3 separate regions of the Mus musculus genome follow, and regions 2 and 3 are each linked to region 1. The links are chromatin loops, found by intact Hi-C in ENCODE. Cell type or tissue: left cerebral cortex. All regions are shown on one strand.

Region 1 (8,000 bases):
TGTAGCAGGTAGCCCTGCAGTCTTTCCTGCTCCCTGCCACACCTTTAAAGCTATCCATAAACCCTGGTCCTGGAAGCATTCCTCCCTTCCTCTCTTGGCAAGAATGTTTTATGCCAGGCCTTTTTCACCTGTTCCACTTTGCCTGTGCCCTTTCCTCTGCCTGCATTATTCAACACCTGCCTTTCCTGTGTGTTCTGTGTCTATGAAAGAATCTGTTTGATTGCCTTAAGGGCAGGCTGTAAATTAATAAATAAACCGGAGGGCCTAAAATCCAGGCTTCTATATGTATTTTTGCTTTCTGTGTTTCAGTCTGTGATCATGGCAGTCTGAATATATCAAATGGAAAATTCCAGAAGTAACCTACTCCTTAAGTTTTCAATTGCACAACATTCTGAATATCGCAGGGGAATCTCAAGACATACTGCCCTAACCTGCCCAGGACATAAATCATCATCCTGTTCCAGGGTATATGCACTGTATATTCTACCCTCCTGATGGGCTAGTACACACGAGTTATCCAACTGTCACAGTACCTCAGTGCTTATGATAAAATTAACTCTATCTTACCTAATAGTTTCCTCAACACACAAGAAAAAAAGTGAATATGCCAAGAGAAGACTCTTGAGTGAAAAGATGAAAGTTCATCCAGGTAGTGGTGGCACACCCCTTTAATCCCAGCACTCGGGAGGCAGAGGCAGGCAGATCTCTATGAGTTCAAGGACAGCCTGATCTACAGAGTGAGTTCCAGGACAAGCCAAAGCTACACAAAGAAGCCCTGTCTCAGAAAACAAAGCAAACAAACAAAAAAAGATGACAGTTCATTACGGCTGTGTACTGGGAAAGGAGCAGATTCAGGGCTCGGGACTATCTACGCCCCACCCCTTGCTGCAGAGCTAGTGACAGTTGGTAGGTGCTGAGGGAGGGGGATATCATTCTTCCCTGAGGGTGTGGCCACTGTGGGTTCCCAGGCACATATGCACAACACCAATCAGAATTAGTGGGTTATGACACACCAAGAGAAAAGAAGACGGGAAGATGGGAGAGGCAGTGTTGGGGGTGGGGGGATATAGAGAGTTGAAGGGGAGACGTAGAGGGGTGTGTATGATCATGTTTCCTTGTATATGAATATGAGATTCTCAATAAAAAAGTAAAACAGAGAGCCTTTTTGATGATTGTGTTCTATTGTCTTATATAAATATGCTACCAGTGATCTATCCCCCTACTGAGGAAGAAAACACTGGACCTCTGCATCCTTTAAATACCACATGGAGAAAAAAGAGTTCTGTTGGTCCCTGTGTTTCTTCTCTGTGACCAGGTCTGTCCAATGGTCTAGCTTAGGTACAGGTGAGATGAATGTGGGAATTATAAAAGGAACTTCCTGCCAAGCAACTTGGCAATGAATGGCGAGACCCTGCTCCCTTTTCTGGGCCCTGTGGTCACTAACTCAGGAAGAATAACTCTTTCTAGGGGTCCCCACACAAGTTAAAATGGGCTTGGCTACATAGGTGAGAATATAAGAAGAATTTTACCCTGGAAATAAGGCTGAGTTTTCAGCAGCCAGGATAGTGTAACAATGCTGTTAAGAAATATAATCTAAAAATCTCTCCCTCCCCCTCCTCAGACTACAGCCCTGGAGCTTGGACTGACTAGTGGAGCCCCAAAGGAAGCTGGCTCTTCAACCATTAGTAGCATCCTGGGTGTGGCCAGTAAAACAGATAAGTCAGCGCTGTGACTTTAACAGGGCTGAACTGGCTGGCCTGCTGCAGGCTTGACTGCAGCGAGCTCTGCAGTGCAGCACCTGGCTGAGCCAAGGCTGTCCCAGCACCTCCCCTGAACCCAGGGCTCTCAAGCCGCCCCCAGCCTGCAAGCAGCAGGACCTTGGTGAGCTTTGATTAGGCCAAGAGCTCCTGGTGGCCTTAGATTAATACCTGGGGGAGAAAAGACGCAAATTCTGCTTTCTTTAAACGAGGCACTGTTTCAATAATTCATCAGAGGCAAAGTGGTTAATGGGAAACAAGTAATTCCTAAAGCTTGGGTCAAAGAGCTTTCAGACACAGCGTAGCATATCTGCAGAATATTCAAGAAAGCCCTTGAGCCTGGGGGATATCTCTATTGGTGAAGTGCTGCTTATCCCGGGATCATATATCACAGGACCTGAATTTGAATGCCTAGAACCCACATTTAAAAGCTAGGAATGCTAGCAGACACCTGTAATCCTAGCACTAGAGACACACAGAAGACATGAGAGTCCTTGGGCTTGCTGGCTAGCCAATCAAGCCCAATCTGGGAGCTTCAGGGTCTCTTTGAGAAAGCCTGTCTTTAAAAAGCAAAGTAGGAGAGAACAAAGGAAGATGCGTAATGTCAACCTCTGTCCTATAAACACACACACACACACACACACACACACACACACGTCCTGAATCCATATGGCTTTGCTTTCTTATTTTCACACTAACTGGGAATGTTTTCTGCTATGATCGTGATGTCTTGCCAAGATTTACTTAACCTTGTGTGGCAAAATCTCTACAAGTAGAAGCAACGCGAATCATCTGAGAGATAGGAGACAAGCGCCTTCTGAGGCAGGTTTCTCTGCTCTGTCACTGCTGGCTGAAATGTTCATGCAAGCTGGGTGCCTAGAGAGTGTCCGTCCATCAGCTGTACCCCCACTTCCCTCTTCTCCCTCTACGCGTTCTTTATATAAGATCTCCTCGCGGTTACATAAAGATATATGGAACACAGAGCCAATTAAGTGTCTTTCCACGCCTCTTTCATCTTCCCACACCTTCCAGCTCTCCTAACAGAGATGAGAAACCCAATTAGGCCGATTAAAATAGCAGGGCTCTGTGATAGCCCCGTGTAGGCGCTGCTGCAGAGTACTGTATCTTACAACCTGCAAGAAAAGGCCCAAAATGGAAACAACGATATTAATATGCCCCCATTCCTGTTGGATCATCATTTAGCTTGTCAAACTAACTCATCACGGCAGAGCCGAATGTTCTAGCCCCTTCTGGGATGCTCGGGCTTGTGTCTCCCTCCCCCTTGTCCTGTTAAGAAGGAAGCGAAGCATCAGGCAGAAAATAAAAGGGTGAGAATCTCAGAGTTTGGCTTTATTTGAGCATTTGATCGTAGGCTAATTCTTACTATAGCCAATGACAGTGCCCACAGAATGAGAGCCGAAAAATTACCCATGTCCGTGGGTAATGCGTGGGATTAGAGCAAATGGCCTAAATAGCTTTCCAGTTCATATGTTTGGAGGGTTCTGCCACCTTGTGGTCAAATGGCGCCACTGCAAGATGCTGAGGTCTCTCTAAGTCTGCATATTCAGGAAGAAAGTCTTCATATTCAAAAATGTATGTAATACCTACCTCCGCAGAGGTACCTGCTCCGGTGGGGTAAGGTATATTTAGGGTGCTTTTCCAAGTTTGATGTGGAAACACTTTTGACTCTGTCATCAGGAAGTTTTTATTGGGGTTTTATTGAGAAGTACAACCCTTAAAGGTTGTACACGTTATATAGAGACAGAGATGACATCTGCAGTAGTTTGAATAGGGACGGCCACCATAGACTCATGTGTTTGAATGATTGTCCCATAGGAAGTGGAACTATTAGGAGATATAGGTATGGACTTGTTAGAGTAGGTGTGGCCTTGTTAGAGGAAGTGTGTCACTAGAAGGGCGAGCTTTGAGTTCTCCTATGCTCAAGCTATGCCTAGTGTGGCAATCTCCTATTGCTGTCTGTGGATCAAGATATAGGACTCTTGGTTCCTTCAATACCAATATCTACCATGACTAAAATGGACTAAACCTCTGAAACTGTAAGCCAGCCCCAGTTAAATGTTTTCCTTCATAAGAGCTGTGATCATGGTGTCTCTTCACTTAGACAACATCTTAGGTCCTCCTAAACTAGACTGACAGAAAAAAAATGTTGGTGGATTTAGGCAGGCTTTTCCCTTACATTACACCTTGAGATGAATGTTCAAAATAAAGAAGAAAAGACACCAGCTAAGTGACATCCTAGACACACAGGTTTTACAGCTTGCTGAAACAGCTGTCTATTGTGACTTCGAGGTAACTGAGACCATCACACACCTGATGATACATAATTTTCCAGGATCGACAATGGTTATTAAGATATATATGACAAACTCCACATGGATAGAAAGTCAGTTAACTGCTATGCACATAATAAGCACCTACAGTAAGGCTCCTCCAGGTAGCTAACTGTCACCTTAGAAGATGAGACTGGATTCTGTCTTGTGTCTCAGGAACCAATGATCTGGTCACGTGACTTCTGGTCCCCTCCACCCACGTGCCTTACTTTAGATTTCTGGTGTGGATGAAGTCTGAGAGGGACGGGAGGGACTGACACCTGAGTCTTCTGTGTTCTTGACTCTCTGAGGATCATTTCAGCTAAACATTCGCCCTCTGTAACCCCCCCCCACCCCGTTCTCTGATAAGAGACTGTGTTGCCTTTGCCTTACAATGCAAAGGCAGGTTCTCAAAGAGCTAAGGAGGTCTGGAGTTAACAGAGCGAGGGAGATGGTGAGTGCAGCTAGGGTGAGAGTGTGGATGGAATAGAAACAGCTATGTGGTGATTGACAGCCTCAGGTGATAATACTTATGCAACGTAAGAAGTTCCCTAGCATCTATATGCACCATGAGTTGGAGAGATGGCTAAGCCATTGAGAGCACTGGCTACTCTTCTTGAGGACCGGGGTTCCACTCCCAGCTTCCGCAGGACAGCTCACAACTACCTGGAACTCCAGTTACGGGAGATCTAGCATCCTCTTTGGGCTTCTGTGGGCACAAATGGTGAACAGGCATACATGGAAGCAAAACACCCTTACACACAAAAGATTAAAAATAAAAAAAATTGAAATTAATAAAACAATATGCAACTCATCCCCCCCCCCCCCAGGTGCACATAACAATACTTTCCCATGCCAGTGGTCAGCCAGGGTCACTCCATCTAGTAACCTTCCTCCATGAGCTTGTCTTTCCAGATTCTTGCTCTCCTCACCCCCAAAAACGATTTTACATACTGGCTCCAGACTAATGGATTCCCTCTCTTTCCTCTGGCCATCCAGAAATGAGTGGATGAGCCTGAGGCACTGGGACTGCAAACATATGCTATAGAACCTGTCAGTCTCAGAGGGCATAGAGCCTCCCCCACTTCTTCTGATACCCCAAAGAAGGAAATCCCACTCTGCCATGTGTACCTGAACCTCCTCAGACGTTCAAACACTGCTGCTGTCTGTCCATCTTTGTTGTTACGGACTCTTTCAATAAACCTCTTACCTAAAAAGACAATCCAGGGCTGGAGAGATGGTTAAGAGTACTGCCTGCTCTTCCAGAGGTCCTGAGTTCAAATCCCAGCAACCACATGGTGGCTCACAACCATCTGTAATGAGATCTGACGCCCTCTTCTGGTGTGGCTGAAGACCAGTGTACTTATGTATAATAAAATAAATAAACCTTTAAAAAAAAAAACAGATAACTCAACTCTTCACCCTTCACCCCACGACCTTCACCCTTCACCAACCACTTACACTTGGTTTTACCAGGAAAGGGTGGCAATTCCAGTATGTCAGTTAATGGCTTGCTAAGCTCCTGGTTTGAGGTGACTCTAAAGCTCATTTGGGGGATAATGAACTCATTAAATATGTGGGCGGGGACTTTGGTTTTACTAGTCCTTGGAGACTCTGACAACCCAGGATGGTCACAGCGAGTAGGAGTACAATGTTTTGAATACACTGAGACTTAACAAAAGGTAAGTGTGGTCGGTGGGCAGCTGAGCCACTCAGCTGTCCCCACTCAGATACCATATTCACAAACAGTATACTCTACCCTGGAAACAATGGACTCTCAACCCAGGAGCAAGATGGGAGACCTGAGCTAGAAAAGGTTAAACTTGGAGCATGCTCCCTCCCACTTCCTCCCAACCATATCCCCACCCCCCACCCCATCCCCACCCTGCCCTAAAGTACTCTGCCCTTTGGTTTGTTGTCTTCAGGCAGGTGGCAGGAAAGACTGGCTTCTGTGGCTATTTCAAGGTCATCTTACAATACAGTTCAAGTCAATGACAATTGAAATCGATTTGCCCCAGGACAGGATGACACCCTGTAGGACGTGAGTCAGGTTATCTGAAGGTTTCTACAGCTAAGGACTGGCACTCTCCTGCTGACAGAAGTGCTTGCCAATTCTGCAGTGGAGACAGCAGAGCATTGCCCCGCCCTCACTCCCAGGCTTGGGGAAAGGAAAGAGGCAGAGACTTTGAGCACAGGTAACCAAAGAGAATGGGAACAGACTCCAAGACAACATGGCGGGTGGGGCCGGCACATACCTCAGGGTAGCTGGACCTGTCACCTCGAAATCAGGCTAAGATGAAGGGATGCTTACGGTTATTGCCTAACCCCTAATATCTCTCTGTCTCCGTCTCTGTCTTTCTCCCTTTCTGGCAGTCTAGTGGCACCCATCACTCCACCTAAAGATGATGGTCTCAGTTCTATAAAATAGCAGTAAGCCAATCCATTGAAATCACTCTTAAGAATCATTGGTTTGGAACATAATCATGATCTCATTATTTTACAAATTATAAAACCATGTTTCAAATTACCTTTTAAAAAAAAAAATGTGCCTGAAACGCGCCTTTGCGAGAATCCCTCTGGAGCTCTTTCTCAAGGAGAGGGCTTAGCACAGCCTGGGGTCCATTAACCGTGTGCTTCTCTTTAATGAGTTTCATGCTGATAGAGAAAACCACATGTAACAAAATACCTCGGTTTCTCAAGGCTCATCATTCATCCTTTACCAGTGGGGAAGATGAAATCCCATCCACCACTGAACCATGCACGTGAACATTCAACATACTCCAGCCATTGAGGGGTGTGACTGGTTGCCTTGGTAACATGGTGAAATTTTTCACCTGGGGCTTTCTGAGATCGTGGGCTTCATCCTGAGCCCACCTGTAAGATGTCCTGAGTTTATTCTATGCTCAGTGTTGGGATATACCACTCCAATAGAGGGCAGTTCACTTGTGGATTCTCTGCTCCTGTCTCACTCTGACAGATGGTATACTGTGGGGTTCACCAAGAAGCACATAGATCTGATTGATACTTTTGAAGGCATCTAGCCGTTCAGCGGTTAGAGCAGGGTGCATGTGGAGGCAATGCTTTCTACCAAAAGGTTCATCCTCAAAAAAATTTCAGTTGTCATTTAGTAAGACACGGGCATTTAAACTATACAGACCTTTAAAAAGGTGATAGCATGCAGGGTGGCTCCTAGGTGCCAGGCTTCTCCCAGGCACTTTATTGTCAGGTTCTGATCTCCATCATCATCATCATCGTCGTCATCATCATCATCATCCTCTGATTAGATCCTGCCATCTCTAGTTTCTGGAAGTGAGGCTCAGAGGTCAGATGACTGGAATAGGCAGGAGAGCCACACTTAACTTCACCTAACTCCAAAGTTCACACATAGTACTCACAGTGTCAGATGGACAAGGACATAAACTTGAGCAAAGCAGGGGGTTGCAGGAATGTCAGGGTGTCATTGGTAATGATGGGGTTTCTTAGAGGAATTATAGTCCTGGAAATTAATGGTAGTCAAAGCTAGTGATTTTTGGATTTCTATGTTGCAAATTTAAAGAACTAAGTTTACAGACAACAGAGGATAAGTTTTACAGAGACGCTTACTATACACAGATTTGTGGATGGGAGTTTGGGATGAAGAGAGAGAGCCATGATATATGAGCTAGACATGGAGGTCAGCCATGTGTCTAACAAGCAGCTGCATGGTAAGAAGGAGGTGAGGGGAGAGGCTTCAGAGGAAGAATAATAATACCTAGAGTACCAAAAACGGATATACTTAGAATCTGGCCAGAATCTCAAAGAAAGAGACCCACAAAGAAGAAAAAGGAAAATCTAGGAACTTAGAAAGGCAAGCTGACCCAACAGTGTTTCATGGTAGTTCATAGGGAGTGCATTGAAGGCAGAGATTCTAGGA
Region 2 (8,000 bases), 160 kb before region 1:
CCGCAGGACAACTGAGGGTACAGGTGAAGAGCTGAATAGAGTGACAGCCCAGTGTGGCTGAGGCCAGCATTGCAAGCCCAGCTCATATAAGAAACCCTACCAAGACTTTTGAGAACCTTCAAATATCAAAATGCACAGCTAGTAAGGGTGCTGTTGAGCACTGACTGTGTACAGCTCCTCTCCTCTCTCGCTTAATCCTCTCAGTTCTAGGCAGAAAGGAATGATTACTCTTAAGCCAACAATATCTAAAATACAGCCCATAAAGGACTTCTGACCCATGTATTGAGAAGTACTGCTCTCAGAGGTAACACATGGTCTATTTTACTTGAAAGAATAGAAACAAATAGTGCTAGGCCAAGAGAGAGGCTCCATGTGCTGCTGGCAGTAGAACTGGAGGGCTGGGTCTACCCAAGCCGACTGGAACCCAGATGATGTCAGAAGGAGCCCCGGATGCTGGCCATGGATTTGGTGCTTCCTGGCTTTGATCAGATCTTTCCTTGGTTTGCTCTCATTCCCCCTTTTATGAATGGAAACGTTTACTCTGTGCCACTCTACATTGAAAGAGCATAACTTATTTTTTTAGGGCTCAAAGTTAAGAGATTGCCTTGAATCTTTAGAAGAGACCTATAAGGGCTTTGTTAAAACAAGATAAATTTATTCTTGGACAATTTATATTGTATTCTGAATACTGTCATTTCCCTCATCCTCTTTAGATCCCTCTCACCTTTGGTGTGATGAGCCTCCCACTTCCCTAAAAGTCTCTCTCTTACATTCCTGCCTATAAATCTGTTCTATGACCCACTGAGTTTAACCAAGTCTATCTGTGTGTCTAGGTTTGGAGCTATCCATTGTAGTGAGATAAGCTCAGCGGTTGTTGGACAACTTGAGACAATGACTCCCCTTCTTCTGGAACCTTTCGGTAGCCAGTGGTTCAGAGTAAGAGGTAGAGCCCCATGAGCCATCCTTATCTGATTAATGGCAGAGCTAATTTCTGTGGGCCCTGTGAGAGTAACTAAAACTGCTATAAGATCGTGTGCCTAGAGAATAGCATTTCACAACCCTGTCTTCTTGCTCCTATCTCATCTTCTACAATGTTTTCTGAGCCTTGGGGGTGGGGTATAAATGTCTTGTCTAGGACTGGGCCCTCAATCATCACTTGAGGATCCATGAGTCCCTGCATTCACAACTATACATGGTAAAGAGGGTTCTCTGATTAAGCCTGAAAATAGCTTTTGTTATGAGTACAAACACAAACATCTATAGGCATTTTGATGCCGGGCCATTGTAGTTAAATGAGGGAGTATATTCCCCTCTTGAACCTGTGACATCTCCTAGCACAGGTTGCTAACCTAGCTTGTGGTACTAGGAATGGATTCTCTGCTGTGAAACAGTCCTCAAACACAAGCAGAGGGTAGGTGGTTGTGCCAATACTGTCATGCCACTATTACACGGGTGGCACGTTTGCCTGACAGGTTGGTTTTGCCATTTGTCAGGTTCACCACTGGATGAGACCATGGATGCCTTTTCTCCACCAGCTACTTACATTGACACTTCCAGTGCTCTGAAAGTTAGCCAGCAAGGAGAAGGTTCCCGACTTACTCCCAGCTGGCTTTCTCCATATCTTGCAGCTGAGATGTGTGGTCTCAGTTCCAGTAGGTGACCAAGATGACTTTAGGGGGGCTCTGGAGCCACCATGATCAACAACTGAAATGAACGAATCGTGTGCCTGACACTGGGAATTTTCCTCACTAACCCATTGCTTCTAGAAGCAGCATTATCTAACCACTGAAGGTCTGTAGCATTCTGTCAAATTTTCCTCCCGCCTCAACTCTTCTTCTTTTTTTTTTTTTTTTTCTCGAGACAGGGTTTCTCTGCAGCCCTGGCTGTCCTGGAACTCACTCTGTAGACCAGGCTGTCCTCGAACTCAGAAATCCGCCTGCCTCTGCCTCCCAAGTGCTGGGATTAAAGGCGTGCACCACCATGCCCAGCCTTCAACTCTTCTTATACTTTCTAGACTTTTCCAAAATTTTTAGAAATAACTATGTTTTAATAGCAAGTTTTTAAAAAGAATAAATTAATTGTGGCTGGAATAGGCAATTGGGGGGAAAGCAGTTTATAGAAAAAGGAAACTAAGTGGCGATTTTCTGAGCCTGGTATAATCAGCAAACAATGTGATTTATCTTCTATCCTGTGTACCACTGGGAATTCTAAAGGCCTTAAAATAGAAATGAAGTTTTTATATCATGGGGTTTAATTAGAGATATTTTTCTGACTGCAGACATAGTGTGTCTTCATTGTAGGGGGGATAATGGATGCACAGGAAATCACAGATCCTCTGTTAACGTTCCTCGGAGCTTCCTCTCAATGCTGTTTATGTGTTTCACCTATACTGCACAGATTGGATAACATTTTCAACCGCTTCCGTTTTTAATTTACCATAATGTATAAATATAAAATTATTTTTCATAAAAAAATTTATTCCTCAAGAAATAGTTTAACTGAGCAGTAACTGCCTTTACCATAGAAAACATGATCTACTTCATTGTTCTCTATGTGACCATGTTTGACATTTTTACTTTAAGATTTCTTTATTTGCATACATCGGTGTTTAGTCTGCATATATACCTGCACACAAGAAGAGGGTATCAGATCCCATGGTGTACCATTATAGATGGTTGTGAGCCTTCATGTGGGTGCTGGAAATTGAACTCAGGACTTTTGGAAGAGCAGCCAGTGCTCATCAACACTGAGCCATCTCTCCAGCCATCTCTCTTAACACTGTAATTTTAAGAAATTGCGAATATGAAAAAATGAGTATCTTTGTATGTGTATATGTAAAGGATTTTGATATTTGTGTTCATTCATGTCCAGGTACACGTGCATGTGCAGGTATTTGCAGGTGCATGTGTGTGTGCAGTTGTATAGTATATGTAAAGGCCAGTGTGTGTATGTGCAGGTATACAAGCACATGTATGAGCAGGTATACATATGTGCACATGGGTACCAAGACTGGACCTCAAGCTCCAATGCCACTCCTCAGAGCTGGATTTTTACACTGTCCCTGGGAATTGAACTCCCATCCTTATGTAGCAAGCACTTTGCCAACTGATCTCTCTCCCCAGTCCCTTAAATATCTTAGTCTATAAATTTCTATCACAGCATACATTAGGCACTGGGTTAAGCGTTTAAGACCAAATAGTAAATGAAATACTATCCCTGCCCTCTAATAAAAGTAAAAGAGCCAAAATAGAAGTATTTCTAATGCAAAATGGTCTAGAAAGCTCCTGCCTACACATCTGTCTATCCATTAGTATCAGTGTCTGCTCTTAACAAATTTATTGCTTAAGAGAGGACCAGGGTACACAGCCAGGGAAGGGTGACTGCAGAGAGAGAGAGAGAGAGAGAGAGAGAGAGAGAGAGAGAGAGAGAGAGAGAGAGAGAGAGAGAGAGAGAGATGCAAAGGTAGAAAAAGACAAAAAGAAGACCAGACCACATGGAAGCTCCTTGCCCAGCAGCTTCTGTATGTGTGATGAGACATCCCAGTTATACCTGACACCTGCCAGGTAAGAATCCACGCTGTGATCCCAGCCCACGCCAGCTGTCTTAGTCAGGCTTATTATCACTGTGATGAACCAGTATGGCCGAAAGCACCTTGTGGGGGAAAGGTTTTTTGGCTTCCATATCATTTTCATACCAATGTTCATTGAAGGAAGTCAGGGCATGAACTCAAGCAGGGTAGGAATCTAGAGGCAGAAGCTGATGCAGAGGGCATGGAGAGGTGCTGCTTACTGGCTTGCTCCTCATAGCTTGCTCAGCCTGCTTTCTAGTAGGACCTAGGACCACTAGTGCATAGTGGGCTGGACCCTCCCCCATCAATCATTAATTAAGAAAATGCCCTACAAGCTCTACACAGCCCGATCTTATGAAGCATTTTCTCAACTGAGGCTCTCTCTAATTACTACATCTTGAGTGAAGCTGACACAAAACTAGCCAGCACACAAGCATATGCTCAGCATTAACAATGACTGCTTTAAGAGCTGACGTCTGCATAAAGCAGAAAGTGTGTGTGTGTGTGTGTGTGTGTGTGTGTGTGTGTGTGTGTGTGTGTACTTAAGGGGAGCAAAATAGATTAATGCAGGGGTATTTTTTATTATATGCAAGGCCCTCTTGTGTGAACATCTATAACACCATAAATTTTTAAAAGCTAATGGAGTGACTTATAATTTCATTGGCTTTATTATGTAGCAATGTCATGTGCCCAGTAGGGGGAGCTCTCTACATACTTAAGTCTTAATTTCCTTGGTCCTGAGCAAAACAAACTGGCTTTACTAACTATGAAATAAGGCTCTCTTAACTAGATGGTACAGTTTAGTCTCCTAGCCTCACATTCCTGGCTGCTGGATCCCCTGGGCTGATGCTGTTGGGTTAACTTCATCAGTAGCTCCTTTGACTGCAGCCAGACATTCTCAATGCGACCTGAGCTCTGCAACCAGCTGCAAGCCCGGCAGGGCTCTCTAAAGCCTTCTCTCTGCAGGAAAGCAAGCTCCCAGGAACTGCGAGTTAACAAGCGTTTGTTTAGTTTGTCCTTTCTCTTCAGTGTCTAGATCCTGTGCTTGGTGCATACAGCGCCTGCAATAAATACTGTGTGGACAGTCTATGCAGACAAGTCCCCGGGATGCTTTGTGAACAGAGTAACAAAATAAACAGTAATCTAGCTTCACATTTTAAAGTGTAAGTGCAAGTGTGTGTGTGTGTGTGTGTGTGTGTGTGTGTGTGTGTGTGTGTGTGTGTGAGAGAGAGAGAGAGAGAGAGAGAGAGAGAGAGAGAGTGCATGCATGCATGCATGCTTGTGTGTTTGACCGCATCATGCCTGTGTGTGTGAGAAGTGTGTGCATGTGTGCAAGCTTGCATAAGTGTGAGTACATGCGTGCATGCTTGTGTCCATATGTGTGAGTACATGCATGCATACATGCTTGTGTGTGTGTTTGAGTGCATCGTGTGTGTGTGACCGTGTGTGTGTGCTGTCGTGAACATGCCACAGTGTGATTATGGAGTCAGGGGAGAGCCTCGCCTTTACCTGTTTGGGACTGGGTTTCTTTGTTATTTCCTCCACCGAGTGCACCAGGCTTGCTGGCTTGTTTCCAGGGCTTCTCCTTCCTCGGCTTCCCATTTCCTTGTGTGAGCCCTGAGTTCTGAGGATTCGAACTCATATCCTCATGCTTGCGTGGTGAGCACTGTTGCCTCTCTTCAGTCTCTGTACTCGGTTCCTCCACAGAGTTGCTCTGGTTCACTCCACCCCAGGTAACATCAGTTTCCTTCTCTACCTTCACCTTCCCAGCCCTGGGGATGGATTTCCTGACCTTCTTCCAGCATCAACAAAGTCAGTGTGCTGGTTAGCCAGTGGGGTCTAACCTGTGCTCATAACCTGAGTACTGACTGCTACGCTGTAGAAAATGAAGCTAACAAATCATCTAGGGTTTCTCTCTCTCTCTCTCTCTCTCTCTCTCTCTCTCTCTCTCTCTCTCTCTCTCTCTCTCTCTCTCTCTCCCCAAAGTAAAATTCCCTACCCCACCTCCATGTCTTAGTTAGGTTTCCACAACTGTGATAAAACACCATGGCCAAAAGCAACTTGAGGAAGAAAAGGTTTGTTCTATCTTCAAATTCTCAGGCTACATTCGATTGCTCAAGGAAGTCAGGGCAGGAACTCAAGAAAAAAACCTGGAGGCAGAAACTGAAACAGAAGTATCTTACTTAGAGTTTTACTGCTGTGAAGAGATACCATGACCAAGACAAGTCTTATAAATGACAACATTTAATTGGGGCTGGCTTACAGTTTCAGAGATTCAGTCCAGTATCATCAAGGAGGGAGCATGGCAGCATCCAGGCAGGCATGGTGCAGGAGGAGCTGAGAGATCTATATCTTCATCTGAAGACTGCTAGCAGAATCCTCACTTCCAGGCAGCTAGGAGTAGGGTCTTAAAGCCCACTCCCACAGTGACACACCTACTCCAACAAGACCACACCTCCAAATAGTATCACTCCCTGGGCCAAGCATATACAAACTATCACAAGAGGTCATGAAGGAACACTACTTATGGAAGTACTCCTCACGGCTTGCTCAGTCTGGTTTCATATACATCTCAGGATCACCTTCCCAGGGTGCCTCTACCCACAGTGAGCTGAGCTCTCCCACATAAATTATTAAAGAAAGTCTCCCACAGTCTGGCCTATAGGTCAATCTTTCTTTTTTAATTTGTTCTTTGTGAATTCCAAATCATGTACCCCAATCCCATTCATCTTTCCCTCCCCACATACCCTTGAAATTTTCCCCACAGCAGAGAAAATATTTTTGCTGTAGAATCTGTAATATGCCACACACTGTACAGCCCACACTATACCCCTTTGTCTGCATCTCTCTGCCGCAAATGTTCATTACAATGTCCATTAGTCTGGTACAAGGCCTCTGACTTCCACCATTCCATCAATACTGAAACCTCACCTGGATTCCTCTTAGACATCCCATAGTTGCACTGTGTCACGGAGATCCTGCAGCTATGGATCTGAAGGACTGGCCCCATCATGTACTTCAGCAGTTCATTCATGGGGCAGATGTTGGGGTGGGCAAATTCAAAGCCCTAGATCTAGGCTTGAGAGGTATCTGAGCTGGTCAACCTACTGGCTCACCAGCAACCCCTGCAATCAGGGCCCGTTCTACCCCACTGCTTAGGCAAGGTGCATGGTCCACTCTCTGAGTATTGCAGCTGGTGAGGGACACTGCCAGTTCCCCCGTTCTCATGGCCCTGGAACGCTCTCCCACCTGCCATAGGTGTTGAGGGACAATTGAAGGGAGGAGGGCATCTCTTCCTCATCCACACAAGATGCCCATCAGACAAGAGGCAGGGCCTGCTCCCCTGCACTCACGACCTCAAGGTTACAACCACCACATCCAGGCCAGCTCTACTGCCCAGGCAAGATGCATAGCCTGCTCTCTCGGGTGCTTCATCAGGTGAGGGTCAGGGCCATCTCTTCTCTCATGACACCAGCTTTCCCACCTGCTGTAAGTGGTGAGGGGTGAGACGCTGGAATGTACCTTTCCCTCCTCCACACTGCTGCATGGCAGACAAGATACAAGTCCATCTCCCTCACAGTCACACCCTTAGGGCCACTTCAACATTCCTCCAACGTCACAGTCAGCTCTACTACTGCGCTGCCCAGGTGAGGTGTAGGGGCTCCTCTTCAGCTCTCCCACTCTCATGACCCCATGGGAGCTCCCTGTGAGCTCTCCTGCCCATACCTGTGAAAGGGCAAAGGGGAGGGGAGGGCATCTGTCCCTCACCAACTCCACGCACAGCCAATAAAAGGCAAGGCCAGCTCTCCTGAGTGCTGCAGCGGGTGAGGGGCAGAGCATGTAGACCCTGTAGGAGCCAGCTCTCTTGCTGCCAGTGTTGGGGACAAGGGAGAAGGGAGGAGAGCTCTCCCTCACCAATACTATATGCCAATCTTACAAAGGTTCGCTCTCAGTTAAGATTTCCTCTACCCAGATTTGTCTAAGCTTATGTGGGGTTGACCAAAACAAACCAGGACACTCCACCAGTTCATAACAAACAAACGAAATAACTCTGACACACCCGTGGAAAGAAAGCTTGGGTAAAATGTGTTTTCAACATCTTACAAGTAGGTGTGCTGGGGAGGTAGCTCAGTTGGTAAAGAGAGTGCTGTGTAAGCATGGGGGGCCTTGGTTTGTCTTCCCAGCACCCAGGTGAAACCCAGAGCTACTTGTGTGCATCTACAGCCCAAACACAGACAGATCCCCAGGGCTTACTGGACAGCCAATCTATAGTCAAAACAGCAAACTCAAAGCTCTGGGGAAATCCTCTTTCAGAGAATAAGGTAGAACAAAATAGAGGAAGACACTTCATGTCAGACTCTGGCCTCCCTTCTCACATACATAAGGCAGCATTAGCATGCACGTGTGCAAGTGCGCACACACACATTAGAAT
Region 3 (8,000 bases), 59 kb before region 1:
TAATTTCTTAACCATTGTTCTTTTCTTGTAGGCCTTACTCATTGTGCTTGTGTGTGATGTAAGTCTGTATATGCATAACATAAGTGTGCTGTGATCGTACGCGCACTATAACACATGTGGAGGTCAGAGGACAACTTCGTAATTCTTCTCTTTGCGCTTTTGAATAGGTTCAGAATAAAACTAATTATTTTTAACTTTCTGTGTATTTGTATATCTTGGGGGCGGGGGTGTGCATGTAAGTGCAAGTGCCCACGGAGGCCAGAAGAGGGAGTTGGAGTCCCTGGAACTGGAGTTGCAGGTAGCTGCGAGCTGCCATATGTGGGGGCTGGGAACGGCATTCAATGACACACCATGTGCATCTCTTAATACTCTTTCTGGAAACTTCCATGCTTAGTTGCTGTGAGATCCCTATTCTACTTTTGAAACACACACTCACATCAAATGCCCTTTGAATTTAACCGTATTTCCAGTCCAAACCAAATCGAAGCAGCCTTAGTTAGTGGCTGCGTTATGCATTGAGTTTGCATCCTGGGCTTTCTACCCTACCCATAACCTGTGCGTTTTAAAGGAAAGAATTATCGTACAATTTAAGACCTCTATGGGTCACGAATGTATTATTCTAGCCAGCAGGGTGACATTACAAGACCCTCGAGGACTGGGCAAGTAATGGCTGTAGGATCCGCACCAATGAATCACTAACAGTGATGCCTTTATGCTTATTGTTTTAAAAGAAGGAAACTGCAGTAATCCCGGCCCCCTGTTTTTCTTACACCGCGAACCAGCTTCCCCTAGTTCCTTCTAATTCCATAAACTGCGGACCTGAGAGCTCTTCATTATTTTGCTCCTAAAACTCAGACTCACTGAAACAGTGGAAGTACACATCAGGGAATAGGCAAATTGCTGAGGAAAAAAAAAAAAGTCAGCCTCACAATTCAGAACCCTATCCCCGCCCCCGCACCCCCCCCCCCCCCCCGGCCCCCCCCCCCCGTGCTTTCTTCCTGACAGCTCCCTGCCGCTAGCAGCCCTGCCCAGACCCTACATCCAAATCTCTAAGACCCAACTGCATTTATTTTGGCAGTGTCTCTCCCCTTAGCTCACAGCCTGAAGCTGACAGTGGCTTGTCTGTCGCTGGCTTGCTTAGGAAAGAGCTCTTAGATGGATTAAAATGTCAGGCGTTCAGACAGCTTAAATTGAAAGCTAAAGGTGTTTTCCTGACTGTGCAACTCCCTGCTGCATAATCCCTCACACTGCCCTATGCAAGGAAGTATCTGTGAGAAGGAAGACAAAGTAGACGGAGGCTCATAAGCAATACATCTCCAGGTGCACCGAGTGAGCGACGGAGCTGTGTGCTGACCCACAGTGAGAAATGGTCCATTTCTCTTCCACACTAGGGTGTAATGATCCATTCCAGATAGTTATGGAAACCCACACTGGCTGCATTCAGGAGGAGAAACAGGTGCAGTGGTGAGTTCGAGGCCAGCCCAAGCTGTGAGAAATCCCCAGGACCAACAGGACTACACAGAGAAACCTGTCTCAAAAACAAAACAAAACAAACAAACAAACAAAAACAAAAGGAAAGAAAAGAAAAGGAAAAAGAAAGAGAAAACTATGCACACTGATTAAGCCAATTAAAAATTTTAAGTTCTTTTCCTTGATCTCCAAGAGTAGACTTGAGACGCCAAGAAGTCTCTTGGTGTCCTAGCTCAGATATACACTTTTTTAAAGGTAAAAACCATAAAGATACATCAAACTCAGGTGAGAGTTGGAGTAACTTTGAAATATTCCTTCCAGGCAGAGCAGAGCAGTTATTTTGGACATAACTTGCCAATTATTGGTTAATACATGTGGACCACGGTCAAGGTCATGAAATCACCAAGGTAGAGGTGCGCATTGGGTAAAGGGCTGAGAACTGTCTGAGCAGATACAAAATGGAGTCAGAACAGGACAATGTTACTTTAGTCTTTTCACAGGCGGATGCTGTCTCCACACACTGTCTGCTTCCTTTCTTACCTCATTATACCAGTATGTTAACTGGGTCCCATGGCAACACCTTTTTCTTTCTTTCTTTTTTTTTTTTTTCCTATTCTCTTCTTCTTAAAATGCTGCAACTCCCCTTGTCCTTCCAGGCGGTTTTTTTTGTTTGTTTTGTTTTGTTTTGATTTGATTTAATTTTTTTGTTGTTGTTGTTGTTTGTCTTTTTGATACAGGGTTTCTCTGTATAGCCCTGGCTGTCCTGGAACTCACTTTGTAGACCAGGTTGGTCTGGAACTCAGAAATCCGCCTGCCTCTGCCTACCAAGTGCTGGGATTGAAGGCGTGCGCCACCACCGCCCGGCCTTCATGTAGAGATCTTAAATCATGTGGAGATCTTTAATCATCAGTTTATCAATTATCCCAAGCAGAGAAGAGAGGCAGAGGGCAGACAAAAGGGAATCCCCAGCAATATTTTAAGACAGGAAGGTCTGGCAGCTGAGGAGATGCTCAGTAAATTGTTTGCTGTGAGAACATGAGTTTGGATCCCCAGCACCCATATGGAAAGCAGAATGCAGTAGAGCATCTGTAGTCACGATGATGGGGAAATGAGGATAAGAGGAGTTCTGGGATTCGCTAGCCAGCAGTCTAGATAAGTTGGTAAGCCCCGGGTTCAGGAAGAGTCCCTGTTTCAAAAATTAATTAATTAATTAATTAATTAATTAATTAATTAAAAAGGTAGAGAGTGACCAAGAAAGATACTCAACATTAATCTCTAGCCTCAGTGGGTACACACACACACACATACACACACACACACACACACACACACACACACACACACACACACACACACACACACATGAGAAAAGTCCTATGCAGCAGCAAAGACTACACAGAGTATCCAGAGATTTGGATTCTCAAGTTGCAAACACCCTAACTTCTCTGTGCCTCAGTTTCCCCTTGAAGAAAGGAGACTGTTCCCTAAGGGTGGGGTCTCGGGGCTATGGCAGACTAATAGAGAAGTTTGAAGAGCAAGGAAGCTTCCTCTGCTCCTATCTCGCAGCACTGGCTTCTCTCCCTGCCTGGGACACCGAGACCTGTTCTGCTACCTCCACCCCCCTGAGCTACACAGCACTGTAGGATCAGATTTGTATGTAACTCTTGGATCTCCTGTTCCAAGCTGCAGCCGAGAAAGCAAGCCCCCAGCACCACTCCAATCAAAGCTGTCCCAGAAACAGTACTCAGAGATCTTCGACCCCTCTGGCCATTAACGGGTTACAGCCCACGCTCTTCTCCGCCAGAGACATTATCTCATCGGCAGGTCTAGCCAGAGGAAGATGATGTCTCATTAAGAGTCTCTTGAACACTGAAATTCTGCTTTGTCATTGACACCCATTTAGTTTTATAGTTCTGCTCTGTCATTAGGCAACCTTGCCTGTGGGGACACAGGCAAAGAAGAAGCTGTGTTTAACCCAATTCAAGGCCGAAGGCAAGCAAGCATGATGTAACCACGGATTCCCAAGTAGTGAGAGAAAGAAAAAGAGCCAAACTTCTATTCTAAAAGAGAACCCAGGGGTATGAGCTATAGAAGAGAAGCCCGGTGGGTTTCAGGATGGATAAATGAGTGACCCTTTCTCCGCCGGGCCTCGTCTGAAAGTACTGCAAACAAAACTTAGAGGGGTATCCTGCTCTAAGACATATAAACAAGTCTAAAGAATGTGGATATGGATATCATAGAAATTAATAGAATTTTTCTATATATATTTTGGAGGACCCTGGAGAATGGTGGAGAACACAAAAGTATTTGTTTTTACGCCTATGACACTTGTCTGTCTGTCTCTCTTTTTAAGTTCAAGGGTTGGTTGACAGACGACTAAATGGGAGATATGTCTCCAAGACCTTTCTTTTTGAAGAACTTTTTGGGTGCCCTCCTCCCTGAACCCCTGAGAATGTGAAAGGAATTCATCTTTCACTGATGTCCCTCATTTGCCGCTCCGACAGCGCCCCTGCTGGCGGCCTGGAGCAGCGCGGGACTGCGAGAGCCTCCTAGGGCGTGGCCTGCAGTTATTGTTCCCGGAGTAGAGGGTCTTCCTTGTTGAGCAGTACGATGGACAGAGTGTTCAGGGCATCTTAGTTTAGCTTTTTCTGGCATTCAAGTTTTCTTCTTCTCCTGCAGGAGGGCGAGGCGGGGGAGTTGGCGCTGCAGTATTCTTAAGTTCAAAATTGTAACTTTTCTAGAAGTTTGTTTTAATGCGGAAAACAGACTGGTGGAGAGACCCGGAGCCAGAAGCATTGCAGAAACATAAGGGGCGTTCTTTGGACTAGGGGGGCAATGGTACTTATCCTCTTCCCCTAGTGACCAGGAGAAACCGGCTGGAGAAGGGTCGGGCGTTCCTGCTAGGATGCCTAGCAACCCACGTAGACTAGATTTCTGGGCACGGCGAAGGTGACTCGAGAAGCTGCACGAGGGCCGTGGCGTGACCTGTCCCGGGGAGCAAGGGACGATCAAAAGATAGATCAAGGTTAGAGGTCTTCACACTAACAGGAGCTGGGGCTCCTAACGGAGTCTGCGCCCCTCCCGCTCGCTCTGCCACAGGATCTCGCTGACTCATTCCTTCCCCAGCTGCAGCCTCCCGCATCCTGTGAGTGATTAGCAGAGTCTCCTAGGCTTTCCACACCCTAGAGTTCGAGCCTGGGGAGAGGGGGGGAGAGAGGGGCCTGGGGGCTGCAAGGGGACCCCAGTGTAGAATGGTTCACGTTTCTGGAATATGAACATATAATTTTCTTTAAGATTAGCTGGACTAAGGGGAGCTTAGCCTCTCTCTCGGAGGGGCCATGGTGCTGCTGAGAGGAAAGGGACCTGTGGGTGTCTCACTCGATTTCCTGCTTAGGGTATTGTAGCGCTGCAGGAAGCGTCTACCTTGTCCGTTTTGTTGTTTTGCTTTGTTTGTTAGTAACTTCCGTAATTTCTCTATGGAGTCTGTCTCGGTCGACCCAAGTACAATGCGCTTGGCTTTCGGGTTTCTACTGCAGAAACCTGCAGTGCCCTGTACTGAAAAATGCTGCAGTCCCCAGCGTGGGGTTTTACTGATCTGTATGTACTCAGCTCAACACACACACACACACACACACACACACACACACACACACACACACACACACACACACCACTATCGCTTAACCTGATCCTTCTTGAACCTCTTTCCTATTAATGGTTTGGCTTTTAAGCACTTCTGTGAAGTTTCTCCTTAGATGAATCAGTTGGTAATGACCCATGCCTGGGTGGGTGATGAAGTGGTCCACAAAGATCTTGAGTGCCACTTTGTAGACACAAAGGACACCCCTCAGCCAGGCCTAAGGACCACAAAACTTCCCGTTCTGAGACCGATATGGGTGAAGAAAGACTCTTTAGGATTCACAGGGCAGGTGTGTCATCCTTCCAGTTAAGATAGATCCTTTTAAAGCAAAGAGCGGCCATGTAAGGAAGAACTGGGAGCGTCTCTGGAAAGCAGGCGGATGCTTGGGAGACCAAAGAGAAAACCAGCCTGGGGGGTTTCCAGTCCTGTGCTATCCCCTCCCCCTCCCTCAAGCCTCCTCCCACCACACACACACACACACCTCGGAGCTAGTTAGTCAGGTCTCCGCAGCTACTGAGATTTCTACCAGCTTTTGCTGGCCATTGAACAAGGCTGGGGAGTTTAATGACTTGTCCGTGGGACCCACTCGAGCAATAGCCACCCCCTAGTGGTTTAAGCCCCACTACACCCCACACTGCGAGTTTGTTTTTCTGCTTTTCCTATGAAACTTTTGACAACCGACTTCAGCTTCCTCCCCTTAACCCTCACCTCAGGATCCACCTAACAGGTCGGTTCATTTACCTAGAAATAGTAGAGAAGGCGGCTACTCTAGCAGTGGCTGAGGCACCTGCCTTAGCTTTGTTCTTGGGAGATTAGGCGACCTTGTTCCATAATACATGAAGGGTTTATGTGAGAGTAGTATGGCCTGCCCCTGCCAGCCACTGTCAAGTAAAATTAAATCAAGGGCCCCCTAGTGTCTTCGAGGTGTCTGCTTATTGCTGCAATCACACAGCGCAGTGCTGAACATCTGATGGCCTCCCCTAGCATCCCAGATGGTTTAACCCTCACAGCCCCAGCAAAGTAAACATGACTGTGCTCATCTTTACAGAAAAGGTTAAAGTCAGGGTTTGAATTAAGTGCTTGAAAGCCCTTTCTGCTGTCTGAGTAAAGATATGTGGTCCCGGAGGCTAAAGAAGCCAGAATGACCTGGAATTGTTTAGAACCCCGCCTTATGGAATCAGCTGGCTTAGGGTAGGTGTGGTTAGTTAGGTACTGGGATAGCATAAACAAAGCACAAACTGAAATCCAGCCATCCGGAGCAAAACTTGACTCTGCAGCTGACCGTTGGCTGAGGATTAATATTCCCAAATTTTATTGTTATAATATTTTTTTAAATGAGGTATATCAAAAATACATTCTTCACAATGGTTCAGTGTTTACATAGAGAGATGGATCTGGAGAGATAGCTCAGTGGATAAGAAAACTAATTTGTATCTCATATAGAAAGCTAGGTGAGGCCCTGTGAGCCTCTAACCCCAGCACTGTGGATAGCCTAGAAGGAGGATCTGTGAGGCTGGCTGCTGGTCAGCCTAGCTCCAGCTTCAGGGAAAGATCTTATTTAAATAAAGAAGGTAGAGGGTGGTAGAGAAGAACACTAGAGGCCATTCTTCAGCCTCTGAGTAATAGTGTGTTCAGAGAGAGAGAAAGAGAGAGAGAGAGAGACATACACAGACACACACACAGAGGCACACACACACACACACACAGAGGCACACACATACACATACGCACATGCCCACACACATGTTCACAGGCACACAAAGACAGTTAGGGAACATGTTTAATGGATGTTGATTCCTAAGACTGAAGAAAGTCCACTGGAAGTTTGCTTTCTTAAGCCAACACTCACATTTGCTCCTTGGCGTCTGCACCCCTGTGAAGACAGGCTGATTGCAGGCTAAACCTCACACGGCATACTACTTCCTCATCCTCGACATTTTTATCTAATTAGCTTGAACCAAGGGCAGACTTAGAGACATCATAAAATGTGCATGTAGTCGCAAAAATTGTGCGCAAGGGAGGAGCCAACCTCTTTGGTGACGTCATCTTCCTGTCTCCCTGGCTTATGGTGAGAACTGACTGGCTTTATCAATTGATGAGTTTGCACATCTGTCTGCAAGCAAACACCCTTCCTTAGCAGGAAATGTGAACTTGTATCAATACCAATATGGTTCCTGTTGCTGTGAAATGCTCAGAACTGCGAAGTGTGTGTGGGCTTTGCCATCCTAGGGAAGTCATCCTAGGGAAGAAAGACAGAGAGGGGTGGAGCTGAGTCTGAAAGGGCTGTCAATCACTGCCTGCCCTGCTTCTTACTGGCTCCTTTTGTTAATGGGCTGTGACCTGCACTTGTTCCTGGGAGAGAAAATACAAAGTTACCAGCGCATTCCTATGGGAACCTGGCCTCTTTGGAGAGGAGGCGGTGCAAGGAGCTGGGGAGATGAGACATCGAGCCATGGGGATCTGAAAAGCATCATCTGCCAAGAGGAAGATGAGCCTTTAAAAAAAAATAAGAAGGACTCACACTTCTAGTTGTGATGGAATAAAACACACACTAGACCTCCAGCCTTGAAAACTACCAAATCAGATGAACTTATGTACATAAACTGTTTTGCAGGCAGTTGACTAGAGACAACCGTTCAAGAAAAAAACTTTCTGAGGTGAACTCCAAATCACCTAAGGCCCTTCTAATTTCCTAGCCACAGCACATGAAGCTAGAGTCCAGGCAGGGCCTCAAAACTGAGTTCAATACACACAAAATAGTGTTTAACCAAGATGAAATGACTGTATCGTCCGATGTGGGACTTTAGCAAGACGAGGAGCTACCCAGGGTCCATAAGGACACCTCACTAGCCCATGACAGAAGCCTGGGCTGGAGAGAGAAGGGGAGAAC

The links. Hi-C counts contacts between places; a loop is a spot of excess contacts. Peaks named below come from ENCODE experiments on the same cell type or tissue, not always from the same donor. Only the 100,000 strongest peaks of a DNase experiment are listed, where the experiment ranks them.
Region 2: a loop joins it to region 1, with 6 times the contacts of the local background. A loop is called at or near these places in 32 of 42 quality-filtered maps.
Region 3: it touches region 1 in a loop (4-fold over the local background); 22 of 42 quality-filtered maps call a loop at or near these places.

Annotation. Positions count from the first base shown.
Region 1 is chr14:67,988,588-67,996,587 of GRCm38, reverse strand. No RefSeq gene overlaps it. Among named protein-coding and RNA genes, the nearest start is that of Gm41189, 43 kb to the left of the region's middle. In left cerebral cortex, a CTCF peak has its summit at 3,277 (motif pointing left); DNase peaks (open chromatin) are centred at 2,833 and 3,219; H3K4me3 peaks cover 348 bases; H3K27ac peaks cover 1,207 bases.
Region 2 is chr14:68,147,709-68,155,708 of GRCm38, reverse strand. No RefSeq gene overlaps it. Among named protein-coding and RNA genes, the nearest start is that of Nefm, 27 kb to the right of the region's middle. In left cerebral cortex, a CTCF peak has its summit at 4,257 (motif pointing right); a DNase peak (open chromatin) is centred at 4,295.
Region 3 is chr14:68,047,722-68,055,721 of GRCm38, reverse strand. All of the region lies in intron 1 of Gm31107 (a long non-coding RNA gene), which reads left to right. Among named protein-coding and RNA genes, the nearest start is that of Gm52127, 13 kb to the right of the region's middle. In left cerebral cortex, CTCF peaks have their summits at 3,983 and 5,719 (motif pointing left); DNase peaks (open chromatin) are centred at 4,013 and 4,539; H3K4me3 peaks cover 955 bases; H3K27ac peaks cover 740 bases.